2 separate regions of the Mus musculus genome follow, and region 1 is linked to region 2. A link is a loop called in an ENCODE intact Hi-C map of the cell type or tissue named here. Cell type or tissue: left cerebral cortex. All regions are shown on one strand. Each heading gives the region's core, and the rest is flanking DNA. Links, peaks and the distances in the headings are about the cores only. Region 1 overlaps Cdc42bpa (CDC42 binding protein kinase alpha). Region 2 has its middle 19 kb from the start of Gm31668.

Region 1 (9,340 bases), core at 922-8,921, 280 kb before region 2:
GATGTGAGAAATGTTTATGTAAGTGTCCTATTCCAGAATGGGAGAGCAAGAGATGCATGACACATGTATCTAGAGACATGTATGCTACAGATGTGTCACCTGCAGCTGCATGGCAGGAGCAGATGCTCACTACACACTTGTGGAAGAAATGGAGACACGAGCCACGAGTACGTGATTCACTCGCATGATGGCTACCAACAGAAATGGCTACTCACAGAAATGAGTTAGATAGTTTCATTTTTACTTTACATTAGAATGCTCGGCTTATCTGACTCAGCTACAAAACAACATTCATTTACCCGTTATGTCATGGATAAAAATGTTCATTTCAGAAGAAATAAAACACTGTAAATAGTTAAATCTGGGTGGTAGGGTCTTTTATTACAGATTTCCTTGCTTTTCTGTTATAAGCCTTACTGTCCTGGAGCACATTTTCTCACTTGACTTTACCTGGATGGCCCCATCCCTCATCCCTCCACTGTTCCTGCCGCAGGGAGAAGTCCCCACCTCCTGCCCAGTAGTGATTTACTAGAACTCTGAATTCCACCCTCTTTGGGCCCTTCTGGGGGCGTTTTATTCTACTTTCTGCAGTTTTAAAATAGTCCACCTTTCTTACTGATCCTCCAATGGCTCTTTCCTCACAGCATTCAAACAGGCTCAAGAGATTTCCACTGCAAACAAAGCACTGCGGATCAGACACTCTGCTGACAGCAACGGTAACATGGCACTCTACTGTTCTGCCGGGAGTCTTCCCTATGCTGTGCAGGCAGAATGCGTTGCATCTATTTCACTCAAGACTTCATCTCATATAGTAAAATAATATGTATTCAATAGTGATTATTATTATTCCGTGATAAAAGCATTAAATGACATAGCAATCTTATTTTTTTACAGAAAAAGTGAAATAAGTACATTGAAATCTATGTATAAACCTTGCTATGGTTTGAATATTTGGAACAGGGAGAGCCACTACTTGGAGGTATGGCCCTGTTGGAATAAGTGTGTCACTGTGGGTGTGGCTTTAAGACCCTCTTCCGGCCTGGAAGCCAGTCTTCTCCTAGCAGCCTTAGACCTCTCAGCTCCTCCTACAACATCCTTGCCTGGACTCTGCCATGTTCCTGTCTTGATGATAATGGACTGAACCTCTGAACCTGTAAGCCAGCCCCAATTAAATACTGTCCATTATAATAGTTGCCTTGGTCATGGGGTCTATTGACAGCACTAAAACCCTATAAACTATAAAGCAGAGCAGCACTCTGAATAAAGGCTACATTCTACCTGCTGAGAACTAGTTAAACAATTCACTTAGTAACTTCCCCATGGGTCTCATGTGGTACTGCTACTTAAGAACACTCACTGTACTAGGGGTGACAATGAAGATAATGATTTGGGATTATTTCAAAACATAACAACATGGAGATTAAAAAACAATGTATCCCAGTAGGTTTTCCACAGAAGGATTAGTTTTACTTAAAAGCATTTAATACTGACCCTGATTGTCTAGGTTTTTACAATATATGGTTATTTTACATAAGCAACATAATTAGTATTTGTGGAAGACCTTAAGAATGATTAAAAAAATAAGCTGTTAGTAAAAGTGATTATATTTAAAATAAATGGAAAAGCAAAAAAGGAAGAAGGCAGACAACAAGAAAGAATCTTACAACAGGAGGAAGGATTTGCTGGCCACATCAGTTCCTGCTGTCTGGATCTTCGGCCCTGGCAGTCTGTGTATATCCCAATGCTGTTAAAACACAGCAAGTACTCTTTGTTGGAGATCTCAACTGCACAGAGAGCGTCCATTGGTTGGTGTGAAATGAATGACAGTGTATGGTCATTTGAATGGAGCATATTGCATGGACCTCCTTCTCCATTCAGGGGGTATCTGAGAAATCCTGACTGGAATCCCACACAGAGATGCTCACTGAAGATGGCCATCCACTGGACATTACATGGGACTTGAATCTCCTTAAACTTCCTGTGCCTGGTCTTGCTTTGGAACAGTTCATAGCAGAGGACCTGTCTCTTCATGGCCACACACAGGCAGGACAGAGCTCCGTGGCGCACTTTCCCAGCAGCTATGGTCTGACACCCTTTAGTCTCTGCCAGTTTATAAAAATCCGTCTCTCGCCCATCCAAGGCTGACATAGGAAAAAGTCGGACGTGGCGATTTCGGCCTGAGATCACAGCGACAAGCTGGTCACTTGGAATGAGTTCGATCTGATGGATTTTCTTATTATCACCAACTCTAACAATCTCTACATGAAGGAAGAGGCAACAACATTAAACACATCTAAATTAAACCCCAAAGTATATAACCCAACTCATTAAAGACACATATACACAAAAGTAACAAAGGCCAAAAATCAGAGAGAGAAAGGAAGATAATTAAACCCATTATCAGATCATTTAGCCCACTGATAGTTGGCATTAAGTTCAACACTGAGATTTTTGTCAGTCAAGACAAAAAAAAAAAAGCATGTTTATGCTTCACAAAGTTTGCTTTTTGGTACTAAAATCTAGGAATTTCACTCTGAAGTTCCTATTTTTAAAATCTAAGTAACAGAGAAACTCATGTTTCTCTTTAGGTATTTCTTTTCAAGTTTTATTTTATGTATGCGGGTGTTTTGTGTACATGTGTCTCTGAATCATTTGCATGCCTGTGTCCACAGAAGCCAGAAGAAGGCATCAGATCTCCTGGAACATAAGTTGTGGATGGCGTGAGTTATCATGTGGGTATGGGGAACTGAACCCCTGGTTCCTCTGTAAGAGCAGCCAGCTCTTTTTTTTTTTTTAAATTAGGTATTTTCCTCGTTTACATTTCCAATGCTATCCCAAAAGTCCCCCATACCCACCCCCCCCCCATCCCCTACCCACCCACTCCCCCTTTTTGGCCCTGGCGTTCCCCTGTACTGGGGCATATAAAGTTTGCAAGTCCAAAGGGCCTCTCTTTCCAGTGATGGCTGACTAGGCCATCTTTTGATACATATGCAGCTAGAGACAAAAGCTCCGGGGTACTGGTTAGTTCATATTGTTGTTCCACATATAGGGTTGCAGATCCCTTTAGCTCCTTGGATGCTTTCTCTAGCTCCTCCATTGGGGGCCGTGTGACCCAAGAGTAGCCAGCTCTTAACAGTCGAGTCATCTTTCTAGCACCACCCCTTCAGGTATTTCTTTTTTGTGTGTACGTGTGGCTGTGTATGCATGCACAAGTGTGTTGCCACCAGAAATCAGCCTAGGATGTTGGTTCTTAGGAGCTATCTGCCTTGAGGTTTTGTTTGTTTGTTTTGGTTTTGTTTGTTTGTTTAAGTTAAAATTTTAACTTGTGTATGTGTGTGGGTACATGTTACAGCATAGGTATGCCAGTCAGAGGACAGCCGTGTGGAGTCACTTTTCTTTGTCCACCTTTATGTGGGTTCCAGGGATCAAGCTCAGGTCACCGGGCTTGCTTGGCACCTTCATGTGCTGAGTTATCCTGCTCACCCCCCTCTGTTACTAAGTCAGGCTCTCTCTCTGGGATCTGGGTTTGGAAGGTTAGGGTGGCTGGCCAGTGCTAAGAGGAGTCCATCCATCTGCCTCGGCCATCCCAGTGTTGGTTGTGATCACAAGCACACACATGTCCAGCCTTTTATGTGGTTTCTGGAAATCAAATGATTTCAGGGCAAGTACTTCACTGACTGACGGAGCTTCCTACCCTTCTCAGGGTCTTGCTATGGATAACACGCTCATCAAGTTTAAATGAATTGCTTTCTCAATATCTAACCTGATAGAAAGACAGAACTTAAGAACTTCAGTGTTATGTTTATGAATAGCAAACTCGATTCGTTTTGTTTTATTTCACTCAGTACTTAATTTCCCCCAGGGAGTTAAACCCCGACTGCACTGGAGCACGGCGATTTCAGACCCGACTTCTTACAGCACCGCCAAGGATGGAAAGCGGCGTGTAGTTTTCTTTCATGTGGCAGGGATAACACAGGACTGAGGCTTTACAACTTAAAAGGGACAACAGAATTGAACAAATCTTTTGATTTAAAGCTGGGCGTAGTGGCACACACCTTTAATGCCACCACTTGGGAGGAAGAAACAGGCAGATCTGTAAGTTTAGCCAGCCTGGTCTACAGGGTGAGTTCTAGGAAAACCAGAGTTACAAAGTGAAACCCTGTCTCAAAAGAGAAAAAAAGAGAAAACCAGAAATCTTTTGATTTAAAAAATATTAAATTATATCTAGAAATTTTCATAACAGAATCCTGCTCTTAAACTCCAGGTTCAAGAGCTTTCTAATATATAATTTAAGGTTTCTCTGAAATAACTGGGGTTTCTCTTACCATCTTTGGTGACATGCACAACAAATAATCCTTCTTCATTTCCCAAAGCTATCCGTTCATGATCTATGTAAGACACAAACATAAAACATTTTCATCAGATAAAGGTAATGTAAAGATACCAGAATAAAGCAAATAATGAGAATATTTGGTGCAATAGTAAAGATAAATAACAATATCAAAATGTTTCCTCTCAGATTACAGTGGCAAATAAAAATAGAACTATCAATTAAAAAAACCTGCTTTAGTACCTATCAAAAGAAGTAACTGCTTATTCAATAACAATAAAATTAACAACCTAGTTTGTTAGTGTCACAGACACCACCCACTCTGGAAACACGTGAAAGGAATCTGACTCCCACTCACTAAACTTCCTATTGTTTACTAGAAAGCAGGGGAAGTGGGCCATGTGCTTCAGAGCGGAGCAAAGGGAAACAGCCACACACGAGAGGGAGCTGCTGTTTGCTGGTGGCAGGCTGAGCACGCTAGGATTTCAGATTCCTCCACTGCACATTAGAAAAGAAGCCCGCACTCTAGGAATTACCTTGTCCCAATCACAAAAGCAGAGACGGCCACGAGCAGCTGGGCTTCGGCACTAGTGCATTTTAGGAAGCTAATACACTTGCACTCGTGTAGGCGCTAACCCACCAGCCTGGCCAAGGCGCCTCCATCCCACGAACCTCTAAACATTACCCCGGACACTGGGGACTCCTATGTGAGACGCAGCACCAGCTCAAAAGGTAGCCAGTGGACAGTCACGACACTGAGTGGTATAGAGTCCTACCTATGATTGCAGCGGCCTGCGTTGTCTTAATGAGGGGTAGCGTGCTGTCGTACGCCTCCTTGGGGACATACACTGAGCGGTCTCTGAACTTGTTTTTCTTCAGAATCTTGTGGAGTTCACTCAGCACTCCCACCCACTTACTCCTCTCATTCTCGCTGTCTGCTAGCATCAGGATGGAACATTTGTTACTAGGTGCTGAGAGCTGGGAAGCTGTGACCTAAAACAATTTAATAGTCACAATATTAGAAAACAGACATCTCTAATGCTAGCTTCAGAATTACGCTCATCTGCTTAGCACTCATCAGTAAAATGAGCATTTATTAAATTATCACTTTAGCACACTTTAGTTGCACTGAGTGAAAGTGTCTCACTGTAACACTACAATTCAAACAGCAGGAGGTGATACAAGTCCAAGTGTGACTTTCATTTCATGCTGTGTTACATAATGCTATAAAATAATGTAGACACCAATTTCATAACTGACACAAAATTATCAAGTACCAGGAAGAAAAGTAACTTACAAGTATTAACTCATTTCACCCCTTAACAGCTTCAGGAGACAACAAGTATGATTATAACCTAAGCGTCTATGTGAGACTCCACGGTAAAGGGAAAGTGAGCAATCTCACGAGCGTGGAGCAGAGCGCGTCCCAGTGCTCTGAAGCACTGCATCAGACTGTTCCCAAAGTCTTAGTGCTTCCTGACAACCTTTTATATTCTCATTAAAGAAGACAAGAGCACTAGAAACAGTATGCAAATAAAGTTTACAAATCAATCAGAGCACTTTTAAGCTATTATTTATTATGTATATAATATACACGCTACATAAATGTATAGACACCCTTTACATACTTACATATGCTTTAAACATCAGTGACAATACAATTCTACTGCAAATTAGTTACAGGTAAGTGAACCTTTATAGGCTCCCTAGATAGCTAGGGGAGAATAAACAGCTGCTGGCCTGGAAAGTGAGAGACTAGGTTTAATCTCTGACCTTCCTTGGATGTAAGATTCATACACAACAGAGACAGACGAGCACTATTCACATTTTGGAATATTTGTTATAAAGAAGTAGACAACTGAATCACAATTTTTACAATGAGAGTTTTATAGAGAGCAACTTTTTTTTTTTAATTTGAAGAACTGCATGAGATAATATTTATTTAGAGGTTAACTGGGACTCAAAAACATTATAGAACATGAAGAATACTTTAGAAACACTGATGTATTCTACAAGTCTTAGCACAATTTTGCATCCATGGATGGTACGGATACATAAATGAGTACTAGGTCTAGGTGTTGTTCCAGTAACTTTATGATTTATACAGAGTAGCAAAATATATTCATTAAAAACAAGTAATTAGGTGCTGGAGAGTTGGCTCAGTGGATAAAGCACATGCTACACAAACCTGAGGGTCAGAGTTTGGATCCCCAGAACCCAGGTAAGAGCTAGGTGGGTTTGTCTGTTGCCCCAGAGCTCCAGAGGTAGAGCCAGGAATGGCTGGGGCAAACTGGCGAGCTAAACTAGCTACAGCTGCTAGCAGCAGGTTCAGTGAGACTCCATCTCAGTAAACAATGTGGAGAGCAGTCAAGGAAGATAGCTGATGTCACCGTCTACCCTTCACATGCATGTGCACACAAACATGTGTGCACACAAACAAATGTGCACAAACCCAAAGCCTGTATGTGCTCAGTCATCCACAGACTTACCCTGAATATACAGGGGATATCTTTTCGACTCATAGACTTACCCTGAATATACAGGGGATATCTTTTCGACTTGCGTGAATAACATCAGAAGCTAAGACTGAACTCACAGAAAATTCTTCATCTCTGAAATAAAAGTTAAACATTTAAGGTTGTTACATGTTGCTGTGTGTGTATGGTTTTGCTTATATACCCAAATAACATATACAAAGCAATCCTCAAAGCTTAACTGTATAAACACCCAAGCTCAATTTAAAGCAAAACAACAACAACAAAAAAACAAAGTACAAGACTCCCCTACATAATGACTAACAGTACTCAAGGTAATTCATCAGGAGTGACCTGGCAGTGGTGCATTACACCAGACATAACAGTGACCCACAAAGGTACACAAGACCAGGAAGCACACAGCCAGAAGCAGCTTTTGTTAGCCTCCAGAATTCCTAATGACTCTCCTGCCTGCCATAATGAGTCTCATGTGTGCTGTGTCTGCTCCCCTGACTGTGAGGAGTGGCTTACTCCTTGCTCCTGCGATGAGTCATGAGTCCCCTACTCCCTCTGCCTTTAAGTCTTGACTCCGTCTTGCATTCCTTGTAACAGACAGTCTTGCTGTTGTCCAGGCTATCCGTGACCATGTGGGCTGAGGAATGGCCCTTTGCTAGCGCTAGCTCCTCACTTTTCAGGTCTGCCACATCGCCCTTGCTGATATTCCCTGTGTATTTCACTGTGCTTCAGATACTAGGCATAGGGGGAATGTGCATTTTTAGCAATGGCTGTGCCTGAATAGGAGACAAGTGGGACCCACCATTCAGAAGCAATGCCTGAAGCTGTGGGAGAAAATAACCACCCCCAGGACAATGCCCGAGGTTCTAGGAAAGGAGGGAGGTGTTGAGGGCACACGAAGAGTCTGGACAGTGGTGCTAGGGAGACAGACTCTCAGGTGTTGGCTGCTTTAGTGCGTTGTCCAGGGGCCGTGGGAGAGTTACCCCTTCACTTACACTCAGTCACTTTGCAGTTTCAGACGATGACTTGAACAGCGCATAATTAGGACTCTTTTACTACATAACTGGTCTTTTAGATGTCAACTTTGACTCCACATACTCAAGACACAAACCAACTTGCCCTAGAACCACCCTTAACTTTCTAGTATGTAGCTGTAGGGCTAAACCTGAAAACTGACACAAAATTATTTTACCAAAACATAGTAACCTAGAAGAAAGACCATAAACCTTGATCTACGCTGCTGTGACAGATCTGTCTTTATTCCTCGCCCTTACCTCATGTCAATCACTTGACTAATGACGGAGGTGGGCTGCGATGCTTTTCCCTCTGCGATATCATAAAGAAACAGTTTGAAGTCGCAGACCACAGCCAGTGCTCTCTGCCACCCTTTCTTCACTCCCGCCGGCTTAGGGATCTTGGTTCAGTTTCAGTCAGACAAACAAACAGACAAAACTCAAATGAGAATTATGGTGAGCTGCAGGTGGCACCTGAAGTCTGTGCGCGCCCGCCTATCCTGGGCCTGCTCTCTCGCTGCTAAGACTGCAAGAGTGACAAGGGGCCAACAGTGAGGGGAAAGTGGGAACACTGTAGTTCCCAGCAGCTTCTGAGGGCTCTGAACTGACAACTCACTAAATGCAGGTCACTCATGGCTTTTAGAGAAAAGCGTAACAAGCAGACATGGTTATAAGATGAACCTGACACTCAGGTCACACTGTGCGTGTTACTCTGGCTAGCAAACCAACATCGTCATAGTTCCTAACTTAACCCTCCCTCTTAGGTAAGACCAGAGCCCCAAGACTCCTTTATGATGACTGCAACATTTGCAAATCTCGAGATACAGAAAGACAGAACAGTTTGTGATATTCTAGAGTTCATTTGCATGTAATCATGACTCTAGTTAAAATATTATTTAAATGAGTTCGAGTAATTAACTTTTCTCTTAAGCACTATGTTTATTAAGTGACAAACAAGGTACTTACCCTGACATGACCCTCATACGCCGTCCCAACTCCCTTCTGGGGGTCTATGCCCAGTGGACCTTTAGTTTGCTCAGGAGGAACTGGGCAAACCGTCGGGGCTTTGTTCACACAAGTTATATGACATGAGAACCCACAGACTTTTGGAGGAAAAAAAAAAAGGAGACAATTTAGATAAAATTTCATTTTAACAACAAAAAAATTCACTGGCACTAATTGCACGCGTGGTGCTATGTTAGACAAAGGCTTTTTTTCTATTTTATTTTAAATAACCACTTTTTACTAGGGGAAACAAATCCAGTTGCTTGCCGTTCAGAAGTTCATGAGAGGTAGTAAATATTTTTATTATTTATATTATTATTCTCTTTAATACTAGTGATCAAAGTGAGAACCAAATAGATAAAAACCCAACAACCCCAACCTGGTGAGTACCACGGCTGACTTATGCACAGCCCTACAGAAGAGCTCTCTGGAGGGTTTCTAGCTCTTTAATCCTACGGCAACTTGTCATCAGCCCTGAAATCCCCTTCCAGGAGTTAATAACA
Region 2 (9,340 bases), core at 568-8,567:
ATAGTGGCAGGGCTGGGGCACATTTTCATTTAATAAAATGCATAATATGGACCCAGTTATATAAAGGTATATTGATATACAGGAAGAAATAAAATACTGCACATGGAAATGGCAGCAGGGCATAGTGGTGCACACTTGCAGTACCAGCACCTGAGCAGTGAGGGTAGGAGGTTGATTAGTTCAGAATCACTCTTTGAGCTACATCCAGTTCAAGGTCAGCCTAGGCTACATGAGACTCTGGCTCCAAAAAAAAAAAAAACCCAAGACTTTTATAATGACATCAGTAAACATGCCAACTCAGATAGGACAAACATCAAAAAGCCCATCCCTAGATGGAGAGCTACAGGCCACTGATGGGGTACAGGGTGTTCTCAAAGGACCCATAGTGACTTGCGGTCCTGCTAGATCAATTGGCTCAGGAGTCTGGCAGCCTCTGAGTTTTCTACACTCTGATTTCCTAGCAGGGCCAGGCCCCAGGCAAACACAAAACAAAACAAAACAAAAACAGAGTCCCCAAAGGCCTAACAGAAAGGACAATAGCATGATGTAAGAGGGTCACTTAGCAGCCAGTGACTCAGCGTTTCTGCCCCATCAACACCAGCTGTACCCTGCGGTGCTGACAGTGGCCTAGGCTGGGCATGGAAAAACAAAACGGACAGACAGACAGACAGACACACACACACACACACACACACACACACACACACACACACACACACACACCACTGCAAACATCACATTGTCTGAAGAGTGGCAAACAGTCTGACAGCTGAACAATGTATGGACACTGGGCCTTAATTCAGTCTTGGTTAACATCTTTCATCAGGTTCCCTATGAGGGGGCCACTGATGGGAGACCTTAGCTCTCCAGACTGGAGCTGTTATCTGCCTCCAGGCTCTATGCCCTGTTAATTCTCCTGACTCTCCATCGTTCTTTCCAAAATACCACAGGGTGAAATTTGGTTAGTGTGGTAGATGTCAGAAGAGGGTTCTCAGGGCTTGGGAGGAAATTCCCAGCCTTTGTGAGTCACAGGAGGGCCTGGGAGAGTTCTGTACCGGCTACAGAAGAGAATGGGAGACAGTGCCACAAGTAGTCACTGTCTGTAAATGTGTGTCTTATTAAAAGATGGTGTCCACAGGACTGGCACTGTTTTCCCCAGCGTCTCTGCTCCCCCTGGACCCAAGGCAAGGAGCTGTTCAGATCAGGCTGCTCCTGGGAGGGTCATCAACTACCACCAACCACCAAATCCACCTTTTTATCCAGCCTCACTCACTGAATGCGGCCCAAGCAAATGTATCTTGTCACCCACAGCTACTTTGAGAACTAGCTATGAGGAAAGTTCTTCACTTTAAAACTCAAGGCGAAATAGCTGTTTGTAAAGGTGATTGATTGCCTGATGACCTGATCCTATGGTAGAAGGTAAGAACCAACTTCCAAAACCTGGCCTCTGATCTCAACACAATGATGATGATGATGATGACGACGACGATGGTGGTGGTGGTGGTGGTGGTCCTGCTGCTGCTGCTTCTGCTGCTGCTAGTGGTGGTGGTGGTGGTGGTGGTAATGATAATGATAATTTAACTCTAAGAACTCCAGGGCCTGGAGAGATGACTCAGCAGTTAAGAGCACTTACTCTTGCAGAGGACCAGGGATTCAGTTACCAGCACTCACATGACAGCTCACAACTCTAGTTCCAGGGGTCTGATTCCCTCTTCTGTCCTCCCCAGGCAGGAGACATATATATGATGCATATGCATACATACAGACAAAACACTCATGCACATAAAATAAGGGAAAAAGCCTCCAGGGACTTCAGAATTTTCTTGTTCACTGTGAGGTATCAATCAGACCATTGCATGGACATTTAATTTATACATATATACACACATGTGTTTTTATAGTGGCTCTAAAGATGGCCTTACTAGGCAAGCCTCTACCACTGACCTTTACCGCAAAGCTGTGTGGACATTTCCAATCTCAAAGCATACTCTCATTTCAGAAATTAGGTGTCTTGGGCCAAGTATCCCTAATCGTTGCCATATTTACTCTCAGGTTAGTTCCCAGCACTTCCTGCCAGCCTAGAGCAAAGGACAGAGCTGGAAGACACGTGTCCCCAACTTGCTTCCCAGACTCCACTTGGAGCATGGAGAATATCTCTCAACCTCTCTATGCCAGGAGGACTCCATTCATTGAACCCCCACTCTCTTGGAAGCCCAATGCTTTCACAAATACAATCCCATTTCCTCTTCCTCCATCAGCTCCTTCCCCAGGCTGCACAGCCTTCTGGGAACTTTCCCCCAAATGCATGTCCCAGAGACTCACACCATAGAAAGAAGCAAAGGCTGCACGTTACAGATCTCTCCCACCTTCCCCATCTGAAGCTAACATGTATTGGTGTTTTACCTACAATAAATTTGGTAGCTACTCCCTTATATAGTTTCATCGTGGCCTGTGGCTAGAAGGTAAGACTCCCGGGTAAAGCCACAATGAAGAGTGTTTAAGAGTGTGATGCCCTTTTTACTTGGGAAGGTCCCTGCAGTGGCTACCCTGGGTATGCTTGCAAGGAAGCTCAGCAGATTTCCCAGCGTCCCGAGGAAGCAGCGATTCTCCAGGAATGTAATTTCTCAGCAGATGTGGGGAGGGAACACGTCTGCGATTCAGAGACAGACTGAGTGTTAGGGGAGAAACCCACTCTGGGGCCTAGAGAAGCCTTGGCTCCTACTAGTCTTTCCCAGTGCCCAAAGGCAAGTAAGGTGTCCTCCCTTCAGAGCACCCAGATCTCCAGCCCCACAAGCAGTGGGGTGTCTGTGGCCCCATGGTCACCCACTGATCACTGGCCAATGAAGGTAAAAGACTGTGATGGCAGCAACCACTTCCTAAGAAAGAAACAGAGAGGTAGTGGATATCGGTCTGAAGGTTGGAAGAGCCAGGAGGTCCTTTGCTCTCTGCCCACGGTGGGCATACAGACAAGGTTTTCGCTTGTTTGCCCTGGCAACTTTCTCACTGTCATGGAATGTGCCAGCCTAGGAGGACAAGGCAGGATGGATGGCGCCCAGCACAGAACAGAGAGAGTAGCTCCTGGCTGTGGTGATGACATGGTCCCCCAGTGGGACAGACTAACAGCAAGGCCTGCCATCCAACTGAGCCACCCTTTGTCAACAGGCCGTGAGCCTGTGGGTGACATGTCGAGCTCCTGAACTCCCAGCAGGCTTAGGTCCCTCAAGGCCCCCTGAGGGGCTGCAACCCTGGTTCCTAGGCCAGGAAACATTTCTAAATAAAACCTACTCGGTTCTCTTTGTTTCACCGGTGCCTTCTTCTTGGACTCGTTTTTTTTTGTCTGAAAGTAGGTCTAGCTGGATTTGTTTCTATTTCTACGGCCTCACGCACAGCCCCATTAACTTTCTAATACCATTGGAGCCTTTCAATTATGTGAGAAATTAAAGCAAACGTGCCATTCTTGAAAAACCTTTAAACCGCCATGAGTATTCCCTTGACCCAGTTTTCCATGTCCTCTGGGGACCCAGAATCCCTGACGAGGACACCTTGTGACTCACTGTAGAAAACAAGTCGGGAACAGCAAAGGGCAGGTGGCTTGGAACTGAAGAGGGTCTGGACCAGAGAAGAGCCATTTTTTTTCTTCCCCACATCCCAAATGTGAGAGGCTGCCGTGTATTTGCTCTGCTACAAATAAATAAATAAATAAATAAATAAATAATGATAAATACGTAGCCATCCATTTATGAAAGAATTAACACAGGATGAAAACACAGGATGTTAAACACTAGTGGGAAGAATTGTATCAGTTTGGATGTTGGATAAACAGGAGCCCTCTCCATAGATGGCAACAAAGTATTTTTGTCAGGGGATGGTGGTAAGGAACTGTAAAGACAGCAGGACCTGAGTTCACAGACACCTAAACTATACATTGAGACTCTATTCCAAAAAGCAAAATCATAAACTAATTCATTATCATTCTTGCATTCACATTTAGAAGAGTCACAACGTCAGGAGACATGCAAAGATGTCTCACAATGCCTCCCAACCTGTCTAACGAAGCATTCCTGGGCTTAAGCTCCAGACCCCGAGTCTGGAGGTCACAGGGCATCCTGAAGTCAGAAGTCAAGTTCTGGAGCACAGCTGCACCTCAGTAGCTGAGTGACTGCCTGACTTGCACGAGGCCCTGAGTATTCTTCCCAGCAAGGAGGAAGAAGAGGAAGGAGGGAGGCAGGGAGGGAAGAAGGAAGGGAGTGAGAGAAAGAAGATGGGAGGGAGGGAGGGAAGGAGGGAGCGAGGGGAGGAAGAAGGGGGAGGAGAAGGGCAGGAGTCTACAGTTTAAAGTGTACACAGCTCTTGCGGAGAACCCAAGTCAGGATCGCAGCACCCACAGAAGGCAGCGCATGACCATGTGTAACTGCAGCTCCAGGGGACGCAAGGGCTTCAGTGAGCACCTACGCTCCCAGACATAGACACCCACGTGCATACATATAACGATTTTTTTATATGTTTTAAAAAATAAGAAGAAAAAGCCCTGTTTCTAGCATTCATTCCATCTGACTTGCCATGGAGTCTTACCACAGAGGTTCCAGAAGCAAATCTCCTTTGCTGGGCTGACAAAGGCCAATTTAGAACTCTCTGAACTTACTTGGAGTGAAAAGACCAGGCCTTGGTCACTGAGTTGTTATGTCTATTACTATAGCGCCATCTAATGGTGAAGTACATTAAAGCCCAAATGGCACCCACGTAGGGGACCCCTAGGACCCTTAGCACTTCTTTCCCTATCGAATGTTTACGCAGATAGATCCTACCTTCATATTTTTTAAGTTTTTTAATTATGTGAAAGTTTTGCAGTCAGTAGACACCTCACTTCCCAGTTTTGATCTCCCCGCCCCGGGCCTTTAAATAGGAGGTCTAACACTCACAAAGCTGGGCAGGAGCAGGAAGCCCGGGCTCCCGGTCAGCCCAGAGATCCTGAAGGTGAACACCCGCAAGTCTGGCCATGCTGCCTTGTAGAGCGGGATGTTTGTAAGCTAGGCATGGGTATATTTTCCAGTTACCATGTCCTCAGCTTAATGGCTTTATCAGAACATAGCTCCATCAGAAGCCAAGAAGCATCTGTAATTTGCCTGTCTTTGCAGATAAGTCATTATTTCCCGCTTTCCGTCTGTGTAGATTAACTGTACAAAATAACGGGTTTCATTGTGACATTTTCCTAATGCTTATAATGTATATTAATCACATTTACCCCTCCTTATGAATCTCTTTTGTCCTGGTCCCCGCTTCCTTTCAAATAGTTCCCTTCTATTTAATGCTTTTCTTTAAAAAAAAAAAATCAATGTTCTGCTTATTAAAGAAATTTTGTTAAGTTGGCTTGGTGGGAAAGTCTTGAAATACCAAGGCAGGATGTTCAGGGGTTCTATACCATACTCTGCAACATAGCGAATTCCACCAAGTTCAAGGCCAACCTGGGCTCCATGAGGCCCTATCTCAAACAACAAGCAAAACTATGCAATATTTGTCTGAGTTTAGCTTATTTTGTTTGATGTGATGATCTCCAGTTCTAGACAGTTTTCTGTAAACAACATGATTTTGTTCTTTATGGCTAGATGACAATCCAGTGTACATATATGTTTTCTTTGCCCATTCACTATTGGTAGGCCCTAGGCTAATTGTATAACTTGATTATTATAAATTGTATCATGATAATATACATATATATGCATATATATATGCAAGTATCTGTTGTTTGCTGTAGCTTACTAGATTTTCCCTATAGGTCATTTTAGGTCATTTTTAAGTATGTAAAAAAGTACTGGATCTGAAGTCTTTGTAGGAAAAAAAAATAATAAAGTCTCTAGTTTGACTATCTGGCGGGGGGGGGGGCATGTAACATTAGTGAGGAAATTTTTCTTTATTAAAAAAAAAATCTCCCAAAGCATAGTATGGAAAATAAAATCATCACCAGGCAGTGGTGGTGCATGCCTTTAATCGCAGCACTTGGGAGGCAGAGACAGGCAGATTTCTGAGTTCGAGGCCAGCCTGGTCTACAGAGTGAGTTCCAGGACAGCCAGGGCTATACAGAGAAACCCTGTCTCGAAAAGCAATAAATAAATAAATAAATAATCAACAATTTAAGACACTGTTTAACATTTGCTATAAACAACCACGATAGGAAGAATAGTGTGGAGCCGGGTGTACACAGTATATTATCATAGAGAAGACAACGTCAGACCACAGCTCTATGCAGAGACTACCCATGGCTCTAGAGTTAAAGACCCAGGACTAGAGAGATGTCTCAGTGGTTAAGGCCACTTGTAGGCTAACAATCAACTGTAACTCCAGTCCCAAAGGATCTGATGCCTTCTTCTGGCTTCTTAGGAGACCAGGCATATACATGGTACACAGATATACATGCAGGCAAAACACTCAAACACATAAAATGCAATTTAAGGGTTTTAAAAACTAAATTAAAGTCATGGCAAAAATTAAATTGTGTTGTTATACAAGAAGAAAAAGTGCATATTACCAGCACATTGTCTTCTATTCTTCCTGGTAAGGAATGCAAACTGCAGGGCTGGAGAGATGGTTCAGCTGGTAAGAGCACTGACTGCTCTTCATAGAAGTCCTGAGTTCAACTCCCAACAACCACATGGTGGCTCACAACCATCTGCAATGGGATCTGATGCCCTCTTCTACTGTGTCTGAAGACAGCTACAGTGTACTCATATACATAAAACAAATAAATAAATCTTTTAAAAAAATGAAGAGGAAGAATGCAAACCACAGTTTATTTAGGAATTTTGTTCCCAGCACCGGGAATAGTGTGTGAATGGTCTGGGGAAATTTACTGACCAATGAGAACAAAACACATCTCTCTGCACCCTTAGGCTTCCTCTTTCTACACAGGACATGCATGCATCAGGGATTTGCTTTCTAGCAGTTCTTCTAACTCCAACTCCGTGTCCAGACATCAGCAGCATCGTTGAGCCTGGCTGCAGAACCTCCAGAGATGGGTCCTGCAAGGCTGGGAGGGTGGCATGGACAGGCGACAACCAGATACTCAGCTAGAGCATATAGGGAGAATTGCCATGGCAACAGCAAGCAAGGCCAGAGAAAGTAAAATGGGGTCTCCCTTCAGGCGTCAGTGTTACCGTGAAATTCCGAGACGTATTTGTACTCTTAAAAGTAACGTGCGCAGGCGGAGCATGGTAGCGCATGCCTGTGGCCCCAGCTACTGGGAAAGCTGAGGCAGCGGGATGACTTGAGCCCATGAGTTGCAGGACAGCTTGGGTGATACAGCATGGAGAAATGACCAATGAGGACAATGGGAAGGGGCTCCCATAGGATCAGAGAGGACAGCCTCTGCGCTGGGCTGCACATTGGTGTGCTCCTCCTCGCTGTCCAAGCACAGTTAGGTCTTTCTGTTGCAATGAAAGTAAAGGTAAGTAAAATATAAATAGCGCCGTGAATATTTCCTGGTAGGAGCTAGGTTAGGTAGCTTTGTACAGTTTTGTGCTTTCCTCGTGCTCCCAACAGTGCGGCATCTGTGCTCCTGTGCCCCAGCAGCTTGCAACGTGAACGGTTCGACTGAGATGGCCACTCCTAACCACCAACCTGGAATCATATCATAACCGGTAGGGTTTGTTTGTTTTGATGTATGCTTAATGTTTTAATAAATACTTTTTAAAGATTTATTTATTATATATAAATACACTGTAGCTGTTTTCAGACACACACTAGAAGAGTGCATCATATCCTGTTACAGGTGGTTGTAAACCACCATGTGGTTGCTGGGATTTGAACTCAGGACCTTCAGAAGAGCAGTCAGTGCTCTTAACCGCTGAGCCATCTCTCCAGCCCCTAATAAATATTTTTTTAAAATTTATTATATGTAAAGGTACTGTAGCTGTCTTCAGACACTCCAGAAGAGGGTGCCAAATCTTGTTACAGATGGTTGTGTGCCACCATGTGGTTGCTGGGATTTGAACTCAGGACCTTCAGAAGAGCAGTCAGTGCTCTTACCTGCTGAGCCATCTCACCAGCCCCTGATGTATGCATATTTTTGTCCTTCCTCTTTTCTTTTCTTTTCTTTTCTTTTCTTTTCTTTCCTCTTCCTCTTCCTCTTCCTCTTCCTCTTCCTCTTCCTCTTCCTCTTCCTCTTCCTCTTCCTCTCCTCTCCTCTTCTCTCCTCTCCTTTTCTCTTCTTTTCTTTTCTAGCTGTGTAGTAGCCCTAGCTGGCCTGGGACTGGATGTGTAGCTCACGCTCCCCTTGAGTTTCGCAGGTGCTCCTGCTTCTGTCTCCTAACTACCAGCATCACAGACATGTACCACCAGGGATATCTTAACCCAGGGCTGTATGTGTGCTGTGCAGATGCACACGTTTTTGTGTGTGTACAGTGAGTGTGTGCAGGTGTGTGCACACCTATAGCACAAGCATTCAGAAGCCAATGTCAGGGCAACTTCCTCAGTTGCTCTCCACCTTACCTTTTTTTTTTTTAAATTATTACATGAATTTATTTTGTGTGTGTATGTGTGTATGTATGGGGGGAAGGGTACCTGCACGCCATGACACACATGTGGAGGTCAAAAAACAACGTGTAAGAGTTGGTGAGTTGGGTGGCTAGCAGGTACATTTAACCCCTGAGCCAACTTGGCAGTCCCACCTCACATTTTTGGAGATAGGGTCTTTCAATGAATGCAGAGTTCACTGATTCTGTTAGACTATCTGGTCATCAAGCCCCAGGCTCCTCTTTCTCCCCATCCTAGTGTTGGGATGATACCTACATCCAGTTTTTTATGTGGGTGCAGGGGATCTGAACTGGTGCTTGTAGACGAAGTGCTTCACTAGGCACTCTCCTGACTCTCAGCCTGGCCAGTGGTGTTTAAAGTGATTTTTTTCAAACTGGCAAAGTCTGCATCATCTAAGAATTTGGAAAAAGCTGTTGTGGGGGCTTCATTCCAATTCTACTCCATCAGAAACTCAGGTATGGGGGGCTGGTGAGATGGCTCAGTGGGTAAGAGCACCCGACTGCTCTTCCGAAGGTCAGGAGTTCAAATCCCAGCAACCACGTGGTAGCTCACAACCATCCATAACAAGATCTGACTCTCTCTTCTGGAGTGTCTGAAGACAGCTACAGTGTACTTACATATAATAAATAAGTAAATCTTTAAAAAAAAAAAAAAGAAACTCAGGTGTTTTAACAGATTCTCTGCATGACTCAGATGCACTCACCAACTTGAGAACCACTGTCTTAAATGAAGACACTCAGAAAGAAACAGCTAGTGAGTGTGAGCCAGGCCAAATTAAAACCACACCCTCTGCTCCAAGTGTCAAGCCACGAAC

What was found. A loop is a pair of places that touch in the nucleus more often than their neighbours do. Peaks named below come from ENCODE experiments on the same cell type or tissue, not always from the same donor. Only the 100,000 strongest peaks of a DNase experiment are listed, where the experiment ranks them.
Region 1: a loop joins it to region 2, with 4 times the contacts of the local background. A loop is called at or near these places in 14 of 42 quality-filtered maps.

What each region holds. Positions count from the first base shown.
Region 1 is chr1:180,137,325-180,146,664 of GRCm38, reverse strand. It overlaps Cdc42bpa (CDC42 binding protein kinase alpha), which reads right to left. Exons shown (of 37, transcript NM_001359541.1): 24 at 8,799-8,935; 25 at 8,094-8,233; 26 at 6,861-6,942; 27 at 5,107-5,323; 28 at 4,326-4,388; 29 at 1,665-2,258. Gm38331 (a long non-coding RNA gene) reads left to right here. Exons shown (of 3, transcript XR_003948279.1): 2 at 645-716; 3 at 895-1,053. Among named protein-coding and RNA genes, the nearest start is that of Gm38331, 6.3 kb to the left of the region's middle. In left cerebral cortex, for the core only: a CTCF peak has its summit at 5,497; DNase peaks (open chromatin) are centred at 5,280 and 5,577; H3K27ac peaks cover 363 bases.
Region 2 is chr1:179,854,772-179,864,111 of GRCm38, reverse strand. No RefSeq gene overlaps it. Among named protein-coding and RNA genes, the nearest start is that of Gm31668, 19 kb to the left of the region's middle. In left cerebral cortex, for the core only: a CTCF peak has its summit at 4,715 (motif pointing left); a DNase peak (open chromatin) is centred at 4,684; H3K27ac peaks cover 557 bases.